Linked DNA regions of Homo sapiens: regions 1, 3 and 4 are each linked to region 2. Evidence: chromatin contacts called from ENCODE Hi-C or POLR2A ChIA-PET data. All regions are on one chromosome and are shown on one strand. The core of a region is the stretch at or near the end of the contact, and the rest is flanking DNA. Distances in the headings are between cores, read along the strand shown. Region 1 holds the start of CSTF3 (cleavage stimulation factor subunit 3). Region 2 holds the start of ARL14EP (ARF like GTPase 14 effector protein). Region 3 holds the start of METTL15 (methyltransferase 15, mitochondrial 12S rRNA N4-cytidine). Region 4 holds the start of HIPK3 (homeodomain interacting protein kinase 3).

Evidence for each region. Hi-C counts contacts between places; a loop is a spot of excess contacts on that map. ChIA-PET counts read pairs that join two places held with the same protein, here RNA polymerase II (POLR2A). Pooled maps may share reads with other maps.
Region 1: a loop to region 2 is called in a map of B cell, with 39 times the contacts of the local background. The contact joins the promoter of CSTF3 here to the promoter of ARL14EP in region 2. A Hi-C loop is called at or near these places in 3 of 168 maps with a recorded cell type or tissue (B cell, CD8-positive, alpha-beta T cell and naive thymus-derived CD4-positive, alpha-beta T cell) and 11 of 50 pooled maps. POLR2A ChIA-PET finds 5 or more read pairs at or near these places in 1 of 52 experiments (activated T-cell).
Region 3: a map of CD8-positive, alpha-beta T cell shows a loop between it and region 2 (9-fold over the local background). The contact joins the promoter of METTL15 here to the promoter of ARL14EP in region 2. A Hi-C loop is called at or near these places in 5 of 168 maps with a recorded cell type or tissue (CD4-positive, alpha-beta memory T cell, CD8-positive, alpha-beta T cell, naive thymus-derived CD4-positive, alpha-beta T cell and 1 more), 7 of 37 single-sample maps with no recorded cell type and 19 of 50 pooled maps. POLR2A ChIA-PET finds 5 or more read pairs at or near these places in 4 of 52 experiments (A549, CD4-positive, alpha-beta T cell, activated CD4-positive, alpha-beta T cell and 1 more).
Region 4: a map of CD4-positive, alpha-beta T cell shows a loop between it and region 2 (6-fold over the local background). The contact joins the promoter of HIPK3 here to the promoter of ARL14EP in region 2. A Hi-C loop is called at or near these places in 1 of 168 maps with a recorded cell type or tissue (CD4-positive, alpha-beta T cell), 2 of 37 single-sample maps with no recorded cell type and 8 of 50 pooled maps.

What each region holds. Positions count from the first base shown.
Region 1 is chr11:33,158,024-33,162,998 of GRCh38, forward strand. It overlaps CSTF3 (cleavage stimulation factor subunit 3), which reads right to left and starts at 3,457. Exons shown (of 21, transcript NM_001326.3): 1 at 3,276-3,457. The coding sequence starts at 3,302. It overlaps CSTF3-DT (CSTF3 divergent transcript), which reads left to right and starts at 3,634. Exons shown (of 4, transcript NR_034027.1): 1 at 3,634-3,758. RefSeq lists enhancers at 1,819-2,686, 3,422-3,841.
Region 2 is chr11:30,321,351-30,326,499 of GRCh38, forward strand. ARL14EP (ARF like GTPase 14 effector protein) reads left to right here and starts at 1,754. Exons shown (of 4, transcript NM_152316.3): 1 at 1,754-1,852. ARL14EP-DT (ARL14EP divergent transcript) reads right to left here and starts at 1,596. Exons shown (of 2, transcript NR_187437.1): 1 at 1,568-1,596. RefSeq lists silencers at 140-199, 1,854-1,983 and enhancers at 1,416-2,021, 1,534-1,783.
Region 3 is chr11:28,105,879-28,110,767 of GRCh38, forward strand. METTL15 (methyltransferase 15, mitochondrial 12S rRNA N4-cytidine) reads left to right here and starts at 2,510. Exons shown (of 7, transcript NM_001113528.2): 1 at 2,510-2,574; 2 at 4,288-4,523. It overlaps KIF18A (kinesin family member 18A), which reads right to left and starts at 2,278. Exons shown (of 17, transcript NM_031217.4): 1 at 2,186-2,278. RefSeq lists enhancers at 1,491-2,015, 1,556-1,815, 2,016-2,539, 2,726-2,805, 4,051-4,551 and 1 more.
Region 4 is chr11:33,254,370-33,259,652 of GRCh38, forward strand. It overlaps HIPK3 (homeodomain interacting protein kinase 3), which reads left to right and starts at 3,012. Exons shown (of 17, transcript NM_005734.5): 1 at 3,012-3,520. RefSeq lists silencers at 2,767-3,096, 3,357-3,696, 3,767-3,966 and enhancers at 4,307-4,356, 4,397-4,486.

The DNA.
Region 1 (4,975 bases), core at 2,207-4,706, 2.8 Mb after region 2:
GTTATTTTAGTTGAAGCTGAATACAGTATCTAGGATTTGCTTCGAAGTAATGGGGGTGAGAGAAGCAAATGAAGTCATGGAGGAAACAAGATTAGCCATAAATTGAAGCTCTATGACAGGTACTTCATATATTATACTGTTTTTCTTACATGTTTGAAATGTATTATTAAAAAGTTAAAGAAAAGGCTATATGAAGATGACTTCCTTGTTGATAATCAGATGTCTAAATTGCCTTTCAGACTTAAGGAAAAGATATAAGAACCACCAAAAAGGTTTGGACAAGTTGAGTGTGCAAAAGAAAAATGGCTATCACTGATACTAACACACTAAGAGAAATCCATGAATCCATAGCGATACTTAATCTTTAGGAAGAAAAAAAGTCTTTTTTGCAGAAAGTATGAGCCAGTAAACAGACACAGACCAACAGAATTGTGGGTTTTAAAAACAAAACAAAACCACCATTTGCTACTTCCAATGTAAGAGCTGATTTAGTCAAGATTTATCAATTGATAACTAGGTATAAGGTGATTTTAAAGAAAACGGTTATCAACTCACAGATTATTAACTGCAAAGGGGAACATGACCCTTAACAATGAGATCACCCTAAACCAAGTGATCAAACTTAACCATCCTAACAGAACCCAGCAGAAGTACCTGCTAATGTAATGATATAATGTTAAGTATTCTATCCAAAAATACTTAACCCAAATATCAAGGCTGAGTATAGACCTAACTGTAAAGTTTTCAGGAAATACAGATGAAGGGACAAGTTAAATGACATCATCAACCCCCAAACCAAAAGCAAGCAAGCAAACAAACAACAAAAAACAAATACACCCAGAAAAGCAGTGTTAAGTGTCCTTGACACTTCGAATAGACAACAGCCCCAGGGGAGAAGAATGGTGAGACTACTTAAGAGACAGAAGTAAATGATTCAATATGTAAATCTAGATTGATTCTGGTTAAAAAAAAAATCACATTCTTGGGACAAATGGGGAAATTTAAAGAACTAGATTTTAGAAATACTATTTTCTTGGGTGGGGAAATGGTATGGTGGTTATGTAACAACATTTTGCTCTTATTTATAAGAGAATGCTGAAATACTTGGGGCTGCAATGTGTCAAAATACTTTCAAATAAACATGCGTGGACCAGGCGTGGTGGCTCGTGCCTGTCTGTAATCCCAACACTTGGGGACACTGAGGTGGGTGAATCGCTTGAGCCCAGGAGTTCCAGACCAGGCTGGGCAACATGGTGAATTCCTGTCTCTACAAAAAAAATACAAAAATTAGGCCAGGTACGGTGGCTCACGCCTGTAAATCCAGCACTTTGGAAGGCAGAGGTAGGCGGATCACTTGAGGTCAGGAGTTCGAGACCAGCCTGGGCAACGTGGCAAAATCCCCGTCTCTACTTAAAATACAAAAATTAGCGGGGCATGGTGGTGGGCGCCTGTAATCCCAGCTACTGGGGTGGCTGAGGCAGGAGAATCGCTTGAACCGGGAGGCGGAGGCTGCAGTAAGGCGAAATCGCGCCACTGCACTCCAGTCTGGGCGACAGAGCAAGGCTCCATCTCAAAAAAAAAAAAAAAAAAAAAAAAAAAATTAGCTGGGCATGGTGGCGCGCGCCTGTACTCCCAGCTACGGAGGAGGCTGAGGTGGCAGGATCACAGAGCGCAGGGAGGTCGAAGCTATGGTGAGCTGTGATGGCGTCACAGCACTCTAGTGTGAGTGACAAAGACTCTGTTCTCAATCTATCAGCATGGGGAGATAAAGCAAATATGGCAAGGCTTTCAGCTGTTGATTCCAGGCGAAGAGTTGTCCTACAGGTGTTCACTGCACTTTTCTTTCAACTTTTCTCTATGTTCTAAACTTTGCACAATAAAACCTTTGGGAGAAATTATTTTTCTATAAATTTTCACCACCATCTGTCCCACTGAAACACCACAGTTCTAAAACATTCAAGAGGTCATGGTAACATTTCCGTGTCTTTGTAATTTTAGATAAATTCTAAGAATTAACAATGAATTTCGAAAACTTTCAATGAAACCTCAGTTCATTAGTCCTTCACTTTCAGATAACAAATACTAGATCAGAAAAGGGGTAAACAGTTTTGATACAGTAATTTTAAGACTTTGCATGCTTGGGCATGCTAACACTATGTAAAATGTAAATAGTGCGAAGATTTCTGGACTGAAACCAGTCCTCGGGCAAACACAAAACAATTTAATCAAACTGCCGACATAATGAAATCTACAGTCTTACAGACTATGCAATAGAACGCTCCTATTTTGCCTCATCTCTGCCAACCTCCAATAACATCTTCCACGTTATAAGCTAGGGAACCTGAAAAACGAAAACCTAAGTGCATGTCGTTGCTATGGCAATGGGAAATTTCAGGAAATTGAGACTGCAGGCTACCTAGCCTCCATTTTAGAAACTGTATTTATCTAAACACACCAGGACTTAGATCGAAAAACACATTTAATGGCATTTTTCATAACTATTTAGCTTCCTCTTTCACACTAAAAGGTAAATACTATCCTACAAAATTCTGAATACAAAGAGCAAAAGAAACAAATCACACTGATCTAACCTAAAAGTGTGAATTTTAAAATATTTAGTTGTCACTCATATTTACTATTAAAACAGATGCTTTTATTTACAGTGGCCAAAACAGACTTCTCATTTTCAACTTATACCTGCAATGTTTATGTAGCTGGAAAAATGAAAACGAAATGTGGCTAAAAGAAAAGAAAACGAAAGAAAGCCACAAAATTCCCAAAACCTCAGCATAACTTGCTTCTTTCTTCACTCGCTCTCATTAAGTCTTAATTCTCCAGATTAGCTTTGTCTCAAATATTTCTCAAACTAGTAACCTATTTCTGGGTACAGTATATTTGGCGGGGTAAAAGAAACACTGTCAAGTTTTTCTAAAACGTCGGGTGCACGTTAAAATAATTCCTATCCACTCTAATACCAAAACGATATCAAAGGAAAGCATCCCATCTGGAGTAGTCCCATGAATCTAAATAGGACGAAGCAGCCTACCGCTATTGTCTAAATCAAGTATTTACTCGTATTCATGCCTAAGAGAGAGAAGTAAAAAAAAAAAAATTAAATCTTAGATCTTGCTCCCCATTCCCACCACTCTTCTATATACCCTGTCCCCCGGGTTCACTAGACCCAATTCCTTCCTCAGCCGAACATGTCTGGAGCAGTCGGAGGAACAGACGTGGAGAAGAGGTCGCCACGAGGCCCCACCACTCTCCTTCCTCACCTGCTCCGTGGCTCCGTCTCCTGACATGGCCTCAGCTGATTACAACGTGCGCACTGACCGTCGATGGGAAGCTAGAAAAGAAAAATTAAACTAAAAACCACCCCCAAATCAGTAAAGTTACCCCCTGCCCAGCTGAGCCAGACCGCCAACACCAATCGCCACCGCCCACTCAAATATGAATTAAAATGGCTGCGCCCCTGCCGGCCGAGGAGGAGGTGTGTGGCTTCCGCATTAACTTCCGGGGCAGTGGGCGGGGCTAATTTCGCGACTCTGGTTATTCCGAGCGTGCAGAAAGCAGCGAGATCCCGGGGCGGGCCCAATTCCTGGGCTGACGTCACTACCCTGGCTTGGAGAGGCTGTTGCTGAGCCGGCTCCAACCGGCTGGAAGGCGGGAAGCTGTTTCGCCTGGAGGCTCGCGCGCTTTTTGGAATTCAGTTATCAAGCTTTAGAGCCTGGCTACTCACAGTTGAAGCCTGATTGCAGGTCAGCAATGCTAAACGTTAAATGCCTCTTATATTTAGGGGATAAGGACTCCGTGGAGGTTTTCTCTGGTCCCAGCTCCTGCTTTTTACTTTTCTTGGGGGTGGGAGGGATAGATCAAGCCCCCATTAATTTTTACTGCCACCGTCGACTCTTGTGTAGAAAGCTTTGAAGTCTGAGACCTGGGTTTTCAGCTCAACATCTCAGCTTGGTTCCTTGACTGCAAAGTAGGTATAATTGTTTGTAGCCCAGACTGCTTGGATTTTAACGAAGATAAGTAACTCTGGTAATTAAACTTCGTACCTCAGCTTTCTGGCCTATAGATGGGAATAATAATAGTACCTGCAAGTGAAATAAATTATACATAGAAAAGTGTTAGAACAGTACCTGGCATTAAGATTAAATGAGATTGACTGGGCGCGGTGGCCCACGCCTGTAATCCCAGCAGTTTGGGAGGCCAAAACGGATGGATCATTTAAAGTCAGGAGTTCTAGGCCAGGTGCGGTGGCTCACGCCTGTAATCGCAGCACTTTGGGAGGCTGAGGCGGGCGGATCACAAGGTCAGGAGATGAGACCATCCTGGCTAATACGGTAAAACCCCGTCTCTACTAAAAATACACACACACACAAAAAAAAATTAGCCGGGCGTGGTGGCGGGCGCCTGTAGTCCCAGCTACTCCGGATGCTGAGGCAGGAGACTGGCGTGAACCTGGGAGGCGGAGCTTGCAGTGAGCCGAGATCGCGCCACTGCACTCCAGCCTGGGCGGCAGAGCGAGACTCCGTCTCAGAAAATAAATAAATAAAGTCAGGAATTCAGGACCAACCTGGCCAACTTGGTGAAATCTCGTCTCTACCAAAAATACAAAAAAAGTAGCCGGGCGTGGTGGTTTGCGCCTGTAGTCCCAGTTACTCGGGAAGCTTAAGCAGGAGAATCGCTTGAACCCGCGAGGCGGAGGTTGCAGTGAGCCGAGATTCCAGCCTGGACTACAGAGCGAGACTCCGTCTCAAAAAAAATAAAAAATAAAAAATTAAATGATACTAAATCTTCTCAAACTGCTCTTCCATTTAAGCGTCATCGTTAGATGTCTGCAAGCATTTCTCGCCTACGGGGGTCCAATGCCCTAAAATAACCTAGTGAACTGTTCCCAGACTCGCCTTATTCTTTTAGGTCTCCTTTCCTCTGCTCAAACTTACACTTACTCCCTTTCCACAGGCTGAAA
Region 2 (5,149 bases), core at 504-3,003:
ACTATAAGACATGCCAAAGTTAAATAGAAATATGATGGAATAGAGAGTCACTGATAGCCAAAAAGGGATGGAAAAACTAAGCAATGAGCAATCATGACATCTCTGGGCTATTAACTATGTCACCTCTAAATCAGCCACCCATTGGTCACACTTAGAATAGTCTCATATGTGCTCTGCCCAGGAAATGCAAATAAAACCTGTATCTGTTCAACAACTTACCGAGTAAGCTCTGGCTGTGACCAGGCATACTTCTCTGCGTCTATCCAATAAAGCAGGTGTGTACCATTGGCCCAAAGCACTTTCCACCTGTGGGCCTCCTTGCTGACACCTCACCTCTGGTCCTCGTAAGTATACCACCAGCGGAGAAGGCTGTTGTGGCAGATAGGATATATGAACATTACTTAACCCATGATTCAGGTGATGGCGTCCTTCCACTTGCTTGCACCTTATCCTAAGTGTGTCCACTTACCACAACTCTTTCACCTTTTCACTGGATACTTAAATTGAATAGGCTATATTATTTAATAATCTTAATTTGATCTGTGAGCCTTCTCTGTTTCATTACCTTTAGGATAGCTTGCCTAGTTTACTAGGAAGTCACAATTGCATCAAATTAAGTTCCATGCAGGCATTAATCTCCTCCCAGAACGCTCCTGCTTTAGCCCCTATCATTTTATCCTGTTTATATCCATGTGTTTCTGTTATGACACTTTTCACACCACACTGTGATTAACTGTTTATTCCTCTCTCACTAGTCTGTGAGCTCCTTGGAAGCAGAAATAAATTTTGTTTTTGTCTAATCATTGCTTAACAAAGTGCCAACCACAAAGTAAACAGTAAAAGAATTACAGAATGCAACCTCCTGCAGACACAGTTGAAGAAACTATTCATTGTTTTTTCCTTTCTGTCATTCCCTAGTTCTAGGCATCAAATCGCTTGCCTAGTCGGCGAGCAGTATGAAAGTGGTGGGAGGACCATAGACGCACTGCAGAAAACAGCTTACAGTAGATGCAGAGAATTACTAGCACGCTTGGGCCTTGGTGGGGCTTGTCTTATTTACCTGTTCCTCATTTTTCACTGGGAGTTTAAAACAAGTTTTTGTTTCCCTGCTATCCCGACCTTAAGATAATTAAAAGGCCAAGAATCTTTAAGAGACTTTCAGTTCTCCTGGATTCTAGATAATAAAACCCACTTTAAAAATTAATGAGCACCTATACTGTGACAGACAATAAGGATACAATAAAAATACCATTTCTGTTCTGAGAAAATTTACAAGCATCTTCCTGGAGCCTACATTTTACTCGAAGTAATAGCTATTTTTATAGCTTACAATAAAAGATGCATTTTGGAATATATTTCGCTTGAATTAAAGAAATAGAATGTGAGACCTTAAACAAAGGGTCCGTTCTTCAGATCCTTTTAACTCACACTCTCCTTCAGGGGTCGGGGTATTTGGGTGCAAAAGTTTACTATCACGCACAGGTGTAGAGATGTACAAATACGATCCAATTTAGTGGAAACTGTGTCTTGTAAGAGATGGCCCCCAGGGACCTCCCACATCCCTAACCTCTCGGAGGACTGCAAAAGACAGCATCTGAAGCACCTCTTGCCTCGCCTTGAATCATTTGCCACTTCACACCGCCCCGCCCCTTCCGTCCCCGGAGGCGGCCAGCCTCGTGTCCGCTCTAGGCTTCTCCCGGACGTCTCTTTGTGGTGGCGTTGAGCTCCTCTAGCCCGCGCTTGCCGTCCTCTCAGTGGTAGCGCGGGGACTGGCTGGGAAGCGGTCGGTCGAGTGTGGCCTGTGTGGACTCGCATCTTGCCCGAAGCCGGGCGGAGGAGAGCTCAAGCTAAGGTGGAAGGGGAACGGGGGAGGCCCTGGAGAGGAGTGGGAGAGTGGAGACAGGCCCCTGGGTGGCGAGGGAGCCCGGCGGCGTAACGGGGGAACCCGGGGAGAGGTGGAAGAGGAGGCCCGCACACGTGAGGGGGATTTCCAGCTGCTGGCCGGGGCCTCTCACCCCTACCCCCGCGTAGTTCATCTGCGACGCAACGCCTTGTGTCAAAGCCCAGCACAGGTTCTGCCGCCTCTGACCTCTCTGAGGGTCGTCGCCTGTCCTGTAGGCCCAGGACCTTCAAAGCTACGATTTTGACGTGAACTACTTAGGGTTATTGTGGCCTTGAACTCCGTAGACAGCCTTTATCTCTGCTATTTTTGTTTTTAATTTTTCAAATCAGAATCCTTTCAACCCTGGCCGTTTGAGGCCAAAGGCTAATGTTTATTTTTCCATCCCGGTACCATGAACTTAGTAGGTGCCCACTGGACGGATCTGGTGGTTTTAGTCATTTGTAAATAGCCGTGAACTAAGGAAGAAATGTATGTGGCCTCTTACAGGGTTGGGTTGGGAATCATTGCAGGGTTTGGGGGCACTCTGTTAGGCATGATAACAACAGCTCTAGGCTTGAGTTTCTTCATCTGTAAATGAGAATGATAGTACTTTCCTCAGGGTGGCTATGAAGGTTCCTGAAATGATGTTTGCCCTAAGCACTGTACCTGGCATGTCCTGACTACCACACTTGAACCAAATCTTTTCAATGGTGTTATGGACTATATTTTTGTTTTAAATTGCCTTTACCTTTCTTATTGTACCTAGATCTTCCTGAGGATTGAGACTCTCCTCTTTGCCTTTGGGCCAATTGTCATGTTATAGGTAATCAGTATTTGAAGATGACAGGCACAAAAAGTTCACAGTTGCAGGATGCGTGACTTTTGTAGGCGTATGTACCCATAACTAAAGCTCCTGATTTGGGGAGTAGGGGTAGATTAAATTATATTTTTATTAAATAAGAGATAATCTGGGAAGACGCTGTGTAAGTTGTAAGACCCTATGCCAAGAAAAGCCTTTAATTTTTTTCATAAAACATTTCATGAAAACTTTTTTTATGTTTTTCATAAAAGAGACATCAGTTGACCTAAAAACGAAGTAAATTTTTTGTTTTGTTAAATTTCCTCTAAATGTTACTTTTCCCACTAATAAGGAGACTGGTAACAAACTAAAAAACTATGTTAAGGGAAATTAACATATTGGAACGGGTATTTCTGCATCTCCCCTACAAATTTAGGAAGAAAAAGTGAGTTCCCTAATTAATCCTCAATTCCCTCTGCTGTTGTTTTGTTAGTGGCTGTTTTGCTGTTTTGTTAGTGGTGGGGGGGGTGTTCTGCATTAACACCCCGAAACCCCTGTGATAATGTCCTAGACCTTGCAAGCATCATGGCCGCGTGTGAGTTTTCTCAGCTTCCTCAACCTAATCTACCTTCCTTACCGTTTGGTAATGGGCAGCAAGAGAAAATGCTTAAGAACTCTTTAAAACTACTGATGTTTTAAAGTAAAGCTGGATAATTCCCTGAGCTGGCAGCGTTCAAATTGTATGAGGAGCAAATACTTTTGTTTACTGCCTAAGGTAGTAGGAGAGGTCTAATCAAAGTATTCTACATTTATTTCATTCTCTTTTGATTCTTAGGTAGTGCTACAAAAATATTAAATGTTAATCTTAGAATACAAAACATGCTGTATTTAGGCACTAAAGTAAAGTGATGTCAATCCTAAGGCAGCAGAAAGTCTTAATTTTCTCCTATGCAGAATTTTTAAAAGACAATGTCAGATAAGAAATCTGGACTTAGGAGAGACTTTATTCAAAAGGGTTATCACAAAAGGAGAAAAGGGACTTTTGCAATGGGTAGAACCAAAAGATCTGCAAGAATCTCCAAGGAGTGAACTGTGCTAGAAAGTTTTGGTGTGAGGAAGTAGGATATAAGGGTGGCTTGATCTAATAGTAGATCTGAGAATGTTATTCCTTGGCTCTGGCTGAGAGTTGGCCAAAGCTCAGGAACCTGGGGGAAGGAGAGAAACTAAAGTTTGATTAACAAGTATTTTGTTCCACTTGATCTGTAGGGCCAAGCAGATCAGCAAATTATTCATAAATTCATAGTTGAAGCAAAAAATGAGAATTTGGAGGGTCTTTCTTTTGCCTGGTCATAGGTAAACAAGGGGGGATCCTTGAGTCTTACCTAACTCAAGGGTGGGAGGATTTTTTAAATTATAGCTAATAAGGAGCCAGCACAGGGCTCAAGCAAAATTCAACTTGCCAAAAAGTGTTTTTATTATTTGACATTGAAAAGTATTGAAAACCTGGATTTTATTTATACCATGGTGAATCTTTCTAAAACTGGGGTTTTTGTTATTGGTTTGCTTGTTATCCTATAAGAAGCTGGATTTTTTTTCTTCCATGAAGAGTACTAGGTTTTATATTGACCAAAGTGTTTGGAGCAAATTAATCTTTTCTTGCGTTAAAAGATTATTAAAATAGGAACTGGTAAGATGCTATAACCAGTTTAAATGACAATTAAAAGTAGACATGTTTATAGAGCAGGAATATTGAAATAAATGTGCAAGTGAGGGCAAAATTGGCTGCTTCCACAGTCAGACGGAAGTCCATTGAACCTTCAGCAGATAGAATTTACAAGAATACAGACAATTATTTTGCATTGCTGTTGGTTATCTACAGTTGACAGTTGTAAAATAGCTCCAAGATGCTGAAAGAATCAGACTTCCCATGTAATCAGAATGTGAAAACCTGAAAGGCTGTGCTCTCAACAGTGCAGTTTTCTATTGAAGCAGATGTTTTTCTCTGTCCTTAGTGTATCGAATTTAAATCTCCTCTCCCTCAATAATCTTCCCTAGAGTTAGACTTCCTGTAAGGCAAATACATATCTGTGTTTTTCTTACTCTTTTTTGCTATCTTCTATAAAATATAGAAGATATCAAAACATTTTAAATTTAAATTTTTTAATTGAATTATCTGAAGCAGTACATAGCAAACTGTAATGTGCTTACAAATCACTTGGGTATCTTTTTGAAATGCAGATCCTGACTCATTGGGTCTGGAGCTGATACTGAGATTCTGTATTTCTACTGAGGTCTCAGCTGATGCCAGTGCTGATTCAGGGAGAGTAAACAGTAATGCATTTCCAACTATATTAAGGAAGGGGCCAGATAAATCATCGTTATGGAAGAACATAGCACTGTACTGTAGGTGAAAGGAACAATATGAACTTGCTGGACTGTCATTTGAAGAAAACAAAATATAAACTGTA
Region 3 (4,889 bases), core at 1,260-3,759, 2.2 Mb before region 2:
ATTCGTCATTGCATTCAATCCTTATAATAATCACGTAAGGTAGGTTGTAGTAGTATTTCCATTTTACAAAAACAAAGACTTAGCCTTAGGATAAGTAACTTTTCCAAGATGACGTAACAAGTGGGCAACCAAATGTCAAATATAAGTCAATTCAGTCAAAGATTCACCCCTAATTTTATGAAAGTACTATAATAAATTTAATTCATTGATTGTATTCACTGATACGTTCATCAAAAGCATTCAGATCATGTGATGCATCACATGGCATTCACCTGCTCTAAAGTCTCCAATGACTTCTCACCAGAAGAATAAAACACAAACTCCTTAACGGGTACAAATCTAAAGTCCATGTTATTAACAGCTAGGTTCTACTGGAATCAGAAGAGAATGCTTCCAAACAATGATACAGAAGTAGAGTGACAGTTATGATATATTAAATACAAACTCAAACCTGAATTAGATTCAGATTCAACAAACACTGTATAGGACTGAAAACGATACTCAACACTATCATCTACAGTCCATCTTAAAGCTCTTTTTGGAATATCAGTCTTGGGGGCACTACTCCCACCAACTTACAACCATCAGGGAAGAATAAAAGGTTCAACTGGAGGGAAGGCCGGCACTGACAGCTGAGCTATTTTTTTTCCTCTTAGTTTTCACAGTTGTCAGCAAAAAAAAAAAAAAAAAAAAAATCATTTTTATCGTGTCTCTTAATTGATTTGGGGTATTTCTATGATGGGACAAGATGCACTTTCAATATAAAAATATTATGTATTTGTAAATACTTTTCAATAGTAGAAGAGGAAGGGCTGGGTGCCCTGCCTCACACCTGTAATTCCTGCACTTTAGGAGGCCGAGGCGGGCAGATGGCTTGAGGTCAGGAGTTCGAGACCAGCCTGGCCAACACAGTGAATCCCCGTCTCTACCAAAGATACAAAAATTAGCCGAGTGTGGTGGCAAACGCCTGTAATCCCAGCTACTCGGGAGGCTGAGGCACGAGAATTGCTTGAACCTGGGAGGTGGAGGTTGCAGTGAGCAGCGATCACGTCACTGCACTCCAGCTTGGACCACAGAGCGAGACTCTGTCTCAAATAAATGAATAAATAATAGAAAAGGAGATTAATTACTACTATTAAAGGCAGATAATCTTTTAAGTTTTTTTCTTTGTGATTGTGCTTTGTAGATAATCTTTGTTTATTGAAATAGTTCTTACAAACTATGAACTTAATAAGAAGCACTATCTAGTCATTGGATATCACATTCTCTAGCATCAAAGTTTATAAAAACCTTACAAAAACGAAACAGGAGGCTAGACGTGGTGGAATGACACTAAAAATTAAAATCTGTAGAGTGCCTAAATTTCTACCTAATTATCCATAATCTAAACTATATATTATACCACAAAATCAGTTCATTCTGGTCAAATACTCTCTTCTCATATAATAAACAGCAGTCAGTCTTGGCTTCTCTGTAACTGAGTGACTAATGAGCTCCTAAAAAAAAAAAAAAGTCCTGCGGAAACCAAGAACAGACTATAGGACTGATTCTAAATGTTTACAGTTTAATTTCATCTGCAGAGCATTTGCCAAACAGTATCTCTTCCGTACCTCATCTGATCCTCGGCAATCCCGTTAGGCAGTCAGAGCGGCTTTTATCTCGATGCTACCTACAACTGGGGCTCAGGAGGGGTTCCCGATTGACCAGTGCAAGACTAACAGTTAAAGCTCTTCAGACAAAAATTTTATGCAGTGATGAACAAAAGCTCCTCGTTTGATAGGTAAGCCCCTGGGTACGCTTATATGTGAGTCTGAAACAAAACACTCCCAATTTGGAGTCCGGAAAAAAGCTGACACTACAAGGTGCTGGGCAGTTAAAGTTCTCTGCCAGTCTGGGAAAGGGGCCAAGATGCCCTTTAAAACTTAAGACTTCCTCTCAGGACTTAAGGAGATCCCTGCCCTTCCAGCTGAGCAGTCGAGGATTACGGTCAAGCAGAGCTGTGCTCTTAGCAGGTTCTCGAATCCCTTTTTCCTTTCACTTTCTCCCCAGGTACCCTGATCCCCCACCCCTCAACGCTTCTGTGTTTGTCAAGAAGCCCACCTGGTCTTCTAGACCTGAAGCGGCAGGACCCTCCGTTCCCAATAATACAAGTCACCAAAAGGAGCGTCCCAGAGTCCAGTTTTACCTTCATGTGCCTCTCACTCACTTCAGGCCCAGGCCAGGTTACCGCAACCACTTCACTTTAATGTCCGCCTCCCAGCGCTTCAGACTCAACCACAATATTCAAACCCAAGCCACTTTCCTCAGCGCTTCGTTTCATTGGCTGCCGCTCGCGTGATGTCATCACGTCGGACGCTGTCACGGCTCGCGGCAGCTTGGCGCCAAGAAGCTCAGCCTGGCTGCGCAGGGGAAGCTCTTTGCTTGCTCGTCACCGTGGCAACGCGCGCGGCCGTTTCCGGAGGCGGTGGCCAAAGTGGGCGGGGCTAGGCCGGAGCTGCTGGTGGGAGGCAGCCACTTGAGATCACCAGGCCTCCTGTAGACCGGCGGGTGCAGGGCCCGGTCCCAGAGTTAAGGGTGTGAGTGAGACTGCTGCGGGCAGGGGTTGGCCTATGCCCTCTGCTAGGGGGAGAGGTGGAGTTTGGGTGTGGATTAATGGGTTCTGGGTGTTTATTTTCTTTTCTCTGAGTAGTGAGGCCTCCAAGAAGTTGTAGGGACCTGTTTCTTCCAGACACATTAATATGGGCCAAAATGTGGGGTCTCTTCACCTGAATTAATTGGAGATCTTTTGGGTTGAGGCCTCAGGCTTCATTTCTCAGGACTTCCAGGCCTACTCCCATTAGTACTGACCGTGAAACTATTTTCTGTTTGGTTACTTTTTACATTCTCTGTCTAATGATGGCATAACAAAATAAATTTAAAGATTTTGGCTTGGTTTATTATTAGGTGAAGTGATTTTTTTTAAGTCCCAGGTTATAGATATTATTTCAGCATAGACACTTTAAAAAGAGAGAAAATACCTGGAACAAATCGGAAATACGTTTGCTAAAATAACTTTATTTGGCAGGGTGTTTTTAATAACAGTATCTGAATTTCATTGTTCTATATATTACTGTTATTGTATCCATTTAGCAATTATTTAGATTTTAGACACAATAGTATGCAATGGAATCAAACTCTTCCCTCTTGGAGCTTATATTTTGTGGATTCAATATCACTTTATAAATAGGATGACTCATACCCATGCAGAGTATTATAAATGCAACAATATATGGAAACCTCTGTATTATGGACATTTATTTCCTGTTGAGGAAAATCGGGAGTATTGTGTACTGTATGTGATGCATGTTATATTATTGTTTCTGATCACTAGACAGAGGATCAATAAAGCTACTACTTATTTTTGGCTGTATTACGTGTATCTTAGCTAATGAAATGGTTATTTGTGTGCTGCTGGTCTTGGTAATAAAATCGAGATGTCTTTATTTCCAGTAAGAACTCATTGTATAGTACTTTACGTTTTGACTTCCCAGGTATTTTATTAGTCCCTTTACATATGGTCTCTCAGTTAATTCTCAAAACAGCCCATGAGACGTAGGTAATATTATTTTCATTTTTCTGAGAGAAAACTGAAGTTTTCAGAAAATTCCTAACACAAAATTTTGTCTTGAACTATACAGGCAAGGCAATTCAGAATTGAGTCATTTGTCTCTGAAATACTTTCTGGATTAAGTGACATTAAGAGAATATCTTAATCCAGTCTGAAAATATGCATATTTTGCCAGTTGCTTGTAAAATTGCATGGATCATTGGTGAAGAATAGAAGTGTTTTAAAGTTTGTCTTTTTTGACACCCACATTGTATAAGGTTTATCAGTGCCACAGATGTTTTCACACCTAATCCAAGTACTTTAGATTTCAAATTCAGTGTTACACTTGCCATTTAACAGTGTTCAGATGATGAGGTCCATATTTTAAAGGAATTGTACATTTGGTTAAAGCAGAGAGATTTTGACATTACAATCAATCCCACTACTGTGCCACCTTGCTCCTTGTAGTTTCTAAACATAGAGCTAATGAGACAGAAATTCCCACTTTTAGTTAAAAATTGGAGTATAACTGCTGTGTTATCAGAATACAAGTTTAATATACTTTCATTGTAAACCAAAGAGCAGAGATAAGGATAAATGAAAAGTTAGATTTAAAGTTGTTTCAGACCAAAAAATAAAAATGGAAAAAGTAAAAGTGAATTTAAACATGGCAATAGTGAGGTCTTATTTATTTCCCCCAGGAAAGTCGTTTGGAAACCCCAGGCCAACAGGACCCTTTGGCAGCTGAGGCTGGAAACAGCGGAACCAAAGGCAGACGGTCCTCAGTTGCTTGGGCGGACGTGGACCCAATCTGTCCGTCCTTACAAGTTTCCCCCAGGGGCAGGACCTAGACGCGCGGCGCATTCAGGTTCTCCTGGACCGTAGTGGTAGTCGCTGGCCCGAGTTAGAGGCCAGCTGAGAAGTCTTCGTGCTTCAGGTGAGGAGAAGGGGACCGAGTCCCGGGAACTCGTTTTGGAAACCACCAAACCTTTGGGGGTACTCCACAGGGGTCGCTGGATTCGTCCGGAGCAAAAGAAAAATACGCCCCTGACCCTCTCCCTCTCTTCAACACGCCTTCAACCTGGGTTTGGAAGTTTCCGAATAGTTTTTCCTCGTCAGAGCGTAATTCTTAGGCAAAAGGGTGTATTTTTCTCTTTCCTTAGAACCTCTTTCACTTTCTCAGCGTTCGTGTGCCAGCCGCCACGTCGCGTTTTTGTCCTTAAAAATTACATTTTCAAACAGGATTTCCCTGCCAGACAAAATTGACTGCAATGATTATAATTGTTAGAGCCCTTGAGGGAGT
Region 4 (5,283 bases), core at 1,762-4,261, 2.9 Mb after region 2:
TTCCTTAAAAAAAAAAAACAACCCTCAAACTTTGTAAAATAGCTACATTAGGGGCTTTGGGAGATTATCTAGATGTTTGTGTTCAGAATAGATTTGAAAGCCAGGCGCAGTGGCTCACACCTGAAATCCCAGCACTTTTGGGAGGCTGAGGTGGGCGGATCACTTGAGGCCAGGAGTTCCAGACCAGTCTGGCCAACATAATGAAACCGCATCTCCATACTAAAAATAAAAAAAAAATAGCTGGCTGTGGTGGTGCGTGTCTGTAATCCCAGTTAGGTGGGAGGCTGAGGTGGATGGATCCCTTGAGCCCAGGGAGTTGAGGCTGTGGTGAATGGAGATCACACCACTGTGCTCCAGCCTGGGTGACAAAATTAGACTCTGTCAGGTCAGGAGATCAAGACCATCCTGGCTAACATGGTGAAACCCCATCTCTACTACAAATACAAAAAATTAGCTGGGCGTGGTGGCACGGGCCTGTAGTCCCAGCTACTTGGGAGGCTGAGGCAGGAGAATCGCCTGAACCTGGGAGGCGGAAGTTGCAGTCCCAGCTACTTGGGAGGCTGAGGCAGGAGAATCGCCTGAACCTGGGAGGCAGAGGAGCTGATATCGTGCCTCAAAAAAAGAAAGATTTGAAGGGGAAGAGATTAGAGGTAAAGAAATTAGGTTAGGAGACAATAGGTATAAAGTGAAGGGGGGCTGGAATATATCATTTACTTATTTTGCAACATTTACTAAGGTCTTACCACAAGTCAGGCACTGTATTAGGCACTTGCAATATAATGGTTAAAAAAAAAGATGAGGCCGGGCGTGGTGGCTCATGCCTGTAATCCCAACACTTTGGGAGGCTGAGGTGGACAGAGCACGAGGTCAAGGGATCGAGACCATCCTGGCCAACATGGTAAAACCCCGTCTCTGCTAAAAGTACAAAAATTAGCTGGGTATGGTGGGGCATGCCTGTAGTCTCAGCTATTCGGGAGGCTGAAGCAGGAGAATTGCTTGAACCCTGGCAATAGAGCGAGACTTCATCTAAAAAAAAAAAAAGATGAATGAATCCCCTCCTGGAATATATAGTGTAGTGAGTAGCAACATGCAGGAGATAGAAAGGAAAATAAATCCTTGTCTCTCATTTCCATCTCTTCATGGATGTAGCAAATACAGGGAATGGAAGCCTTCCATTAGAGATGGCCTCCTTAAATGTCTGCAAAAATTCTGAAATTTGAAGTTCTAGTGGAATAGTTTCTCTGTTCCTCCTGACAGATTTTTCTACTATTGTAGCTTTCTCCGTTGAGTAAATGATTTTATCCTCTTTGATTCTTTTGACTATTGTTCTTAAGAAAAATAAAAAGTAACGAAATACTAAGTGAAAAGGAATGGTTCATAGGCTATCTCTCTGAAAGGCAGCCATTGTTTTGTTCTTCTATATTGGAAGCCTTTTCAGCTGGTTATCCTCTCTAACCTGAAAACAACTGTCATTCGAAAGTGTTATTTCCAGTGGCCTCAGGGCATACTATCCTTTCTCTTTTATTTTATTTTTTGAGACAGAGTCTCTCCCTGTCGCCCAGGTTGGAGTGCAGTGGCTCAAGCGATTCAAGCGATTCTCTTACCTCAGCTCTCGAGTAGCTGGGATTACAGGCGCCCGCCACCACGCCCAGCTAATTTTTGCATTTTTAGTAGAGACCAGGTTTCACTATGTTGGCCAGGCTGGTCTTGAACTCCTGACCACAGGTGATCCACCCGCCTCAGCCTCCCAAAGTGCTGGGATTACATGTGCGAGCCACCGCGCCCGGCCTCCTTTGTCTCTTAAAGGCATTATCCAAAATACTCATCTTCCGGTTTGAAGAGCAGCAGGGATTAAATGTGTATTATGTATGCAGCAATTTGCCACTCCCTTTGCCCTGCCCCAGTTACTGCAATAGAAAATTTCTGGGAATAAATACATCTCTGGTAAATTCAATCTTGCTAGTGAAGATTATGAAGGAAACAAAGAAAGGACACTTCCATTCCAGAAAGGTGTTTGTTTCCCAAAAGGTTAGACATTGATTCAGAACAAAGGGAACCTGAGGAAACGGGTATAAAAGAAAATCAACTCTGAATGTGAGGTATTAGAAAGCCATTTGTTTCCTAGGGAAAAGGAGGAAAGATGGGGTGGGAGACATGGGCTTTACTGTATAACCTTGGTCATGTCACCTAAACTTCTTGGAACTCCTGAGTGTAAGAGTTGGGACCAAGGATCGCAAAGCTTCTTTCATTCCTAAAATTCTATGGTTCCACGATTATGTAAGCTGAAACAGGCCATTCTGTTGATTTCCTAATCTCCAGGAGGAAAGAAACTAGTCTTTGGGAGTTAAACCGACTAATTTAACGGAGAATTACCAATGTGGAGGTGGGCGAACTTCACAATTATGGGGTTTTGGACAGTAGAGATGCTCTTAAAATTTCCAAGAGGACCCTTCCCCCGTCCTTGAACCTGGCTTTACAATTCTCTTCACTCTTTGGGATAGGGGAGCGGGTAGAACCTAGTTTAGATTGAGGTCGTTCATTTGAGCATTTCCCCTTTACTTATTTTGGGACCTTTAACGACCAAATGCCGAGAAACAGATCCTTAATTACGGTTCCGGGATCTCGAAAGGCCTGTAAAATCCTGCTTCCGCATCTTCATCCTTTCTTCGGGTATTGGGATCTTTTTTAAAAATGTGTATTTCTGGCGGAGGGGGCATGGAGTGAGGTTCAGAACAGCAGAGCCGGGCTGACGGATGCTTCTTTCGCGGGAGGCTTGGCTTGCGGGACTCCGGGTTGGGGCCGCACGGGCTGGCAGGCGGGCTCCGGGCAACAAGGGCGCGGCTGCGGACTGGCGGGCGGACCCCGGGGAGGGGCTTCACGGAGGCGCCGCGGCCGGAGCGGAGCGGAGCCGCCCGGGCTGGGCGCGCAGCGCTGCCGGGCGGGCGGTGGCGCTGCGGAGGCGGTGGCCGAGGCCGACGAGCGCGGAGGAGGGGCCCGAGGCTGGGGCGGCTGGTGGCAGCTGCCTCAGTGACGACTGCCGGCATCGCGGCGACCTGAGGAGATCAAGCCGCAGGCCCCGCCGTCGCCACCACTCCCGCCAGTCTTCCTTCTCCGCTCCCGGCCGGGGCGTCAGGAATGGGCCCCAATCGCCGTGGGCCCCGCACCCTGCGTCGCCCGTAGGCCCCAGTAGCCGGAGGCCGACCGGCCTCCCACTACCCCTCGCCCTAGCCAAGCCGTCCCCACCCCAAATCCCCGGGAAGGAAGATGAGGGAGACGGGCCCGGCGCTTAGCAGCCAGAGCAGCAGCAGCAGCAGCAGCGGTCGGGGGAGGGTGTTTCGCCGTTTCCTCTCAGCCGCCAGGACAAGATGGCAGCGGCCGCGGAGAGGGGCTGAGCCCGGGCTGGGTGGTGCCGCCTGCTGAAGCGCCTGGCTCCCGGTCCCCGGCACGGCCCTGCGCCCCACCCCGGACATGCTCAGGGCTGCGGCCGCCCGAAGAGGAGAGAGCGCGGGCCTCTAGGAAGGTAAGGGAGTCGAGCGAGGGGCGCCGCCACCCCGGGGTGGGGGGATCGGCTCCGTCTGCGGGCTCCGCGGCCAGCGGACCCCAAGCCTGACCCGGGCCTGGCCCGACACCTCCGGCGCAGCCCGCACTCATTGCGCGTCCCGTGCCCCATCCGCATCCCCAGCGCTCTCGTGCTCCCAGTTTCCGCCCTAGCCCCTGCAGTGTGGCCCGGTATGAGCCGCTCCCTCGAAGCCGGCGCCACGCCAGGCCCTGGGCCGCCGGACGCGGGGGCCGTAGCCTCCGGGAAGCCGCGCCTGGCCGGGGCCCGGGGGCCTCGGCCCCCCCTCCCCCTGCCAAGGTTGCGCAACGGCTCTTCCCAGCAACCGAAGTTTTGTTTAGTCCCACGGGGAGCCTCTCTTCCCCCTCCGCAGTCCTAGGCCGTAACTACGGAGATCCCTTTCCTTTCATTAAGGGGAACAAACAAACGCGCAGGCACGCAGCTTGAGCACCCCAGCCGATGGCCGCGTCCCGGGCTTTGTGGCCCCGTCCCCAGCGTCGCGGAGCAGCGGGTTTGCAGGGTGTCAACTCTGGGGACGTGCGTGCGTGTGTGTGATTGTTGGGGAGGAGAAATGTGATCCGCGGCTCCGCGTCCCCAGCGGCGGCGGGAGGAAGGCGTGGCGGCCGCGCGGCGGGGCTGTTGCCGGCTTCTCTCGTTACGGTGGCTGCCGCCCGCTTCCCTTCGCCGCACTGGGAGAACTGGCGGAAAGACTTTGGATGAAAATGTCTGTTTCTCTGTCGGGAGGGAGACGGCTGTTGTAAAATGGTATGTGGCTCTCGGGGAATCCTGTTGTTCCCGTCTCATCTCTGCTTGAGGAATTGCGCTGAAGAGTGTGTGCGTAAATTACCTTGGACTTGTTACAGAGTAGTCGTAACACGTTCAGGCCTTGAACCGTGTTTTCACAACCTCTTACTGCCCTGTTAGGGAATTTGTTTTTCCACCTGTCAGTTGGCTGCTTCTAATTATAATAAGGGGCTTCTATTAGCAACAGCAAAAAATTTCAGTTTATCGTCCAGTTTAGAGGGAAAGCGCATGGTTGGCTCTATTGTAAACTTTGTTTTGATGTCTGTCTGGTACAGGGCCGGAAAAGTTAGCTGGCAAACCAGTCTGCGTGTGCTTTTGCGTACTTTCTAGTAGTTTGGAGATCTGCTGACACTTTTTCCCTTTTTGCTATTTTAGGTATTTGCTTTTAGCTGTAGCTTCTGAAGTGGGAGTACTTATATTCATTCAAACCATCTCAGTTAATTTCAAAGTTTTAGTTGCTGGGCTCTTTAAAATTTTTAAAGAGGTTTCCTTTCTGATCAAATTTTTGATGAAAAGTCTTGAGCCGTAACGGTGGTTACTGCTTACCCAACTAAGACATTTTAATCCTATATTATTTAATTTTTCAGAAGCTGGTGAAGTCTCACCATATGTTTGATAAGTCTAGATTCTGCTTATGTTTGCAAGTGCAGTGCTAATTTTATACAATGAGCAATGATAAGGTTTAGATAGGTCATGATTAAACTTAGTATTTTAAGTAAACAAAATATGACTGACCTTTTGTAAAAAAAGTTTTCATAGTTTTATTGATTATCTTATGCTTTCGTGCCACTTATCAGTAATTGCAATTTTACCAGCCAGATACAGTTATTTAGTTTTAAGTCAATGAAATATTTCTTGGTGTATTTATGGCTGCATTCATAAAGTGTAGAGGACTTTTATTTCTGAACTATAATGCTTAACCT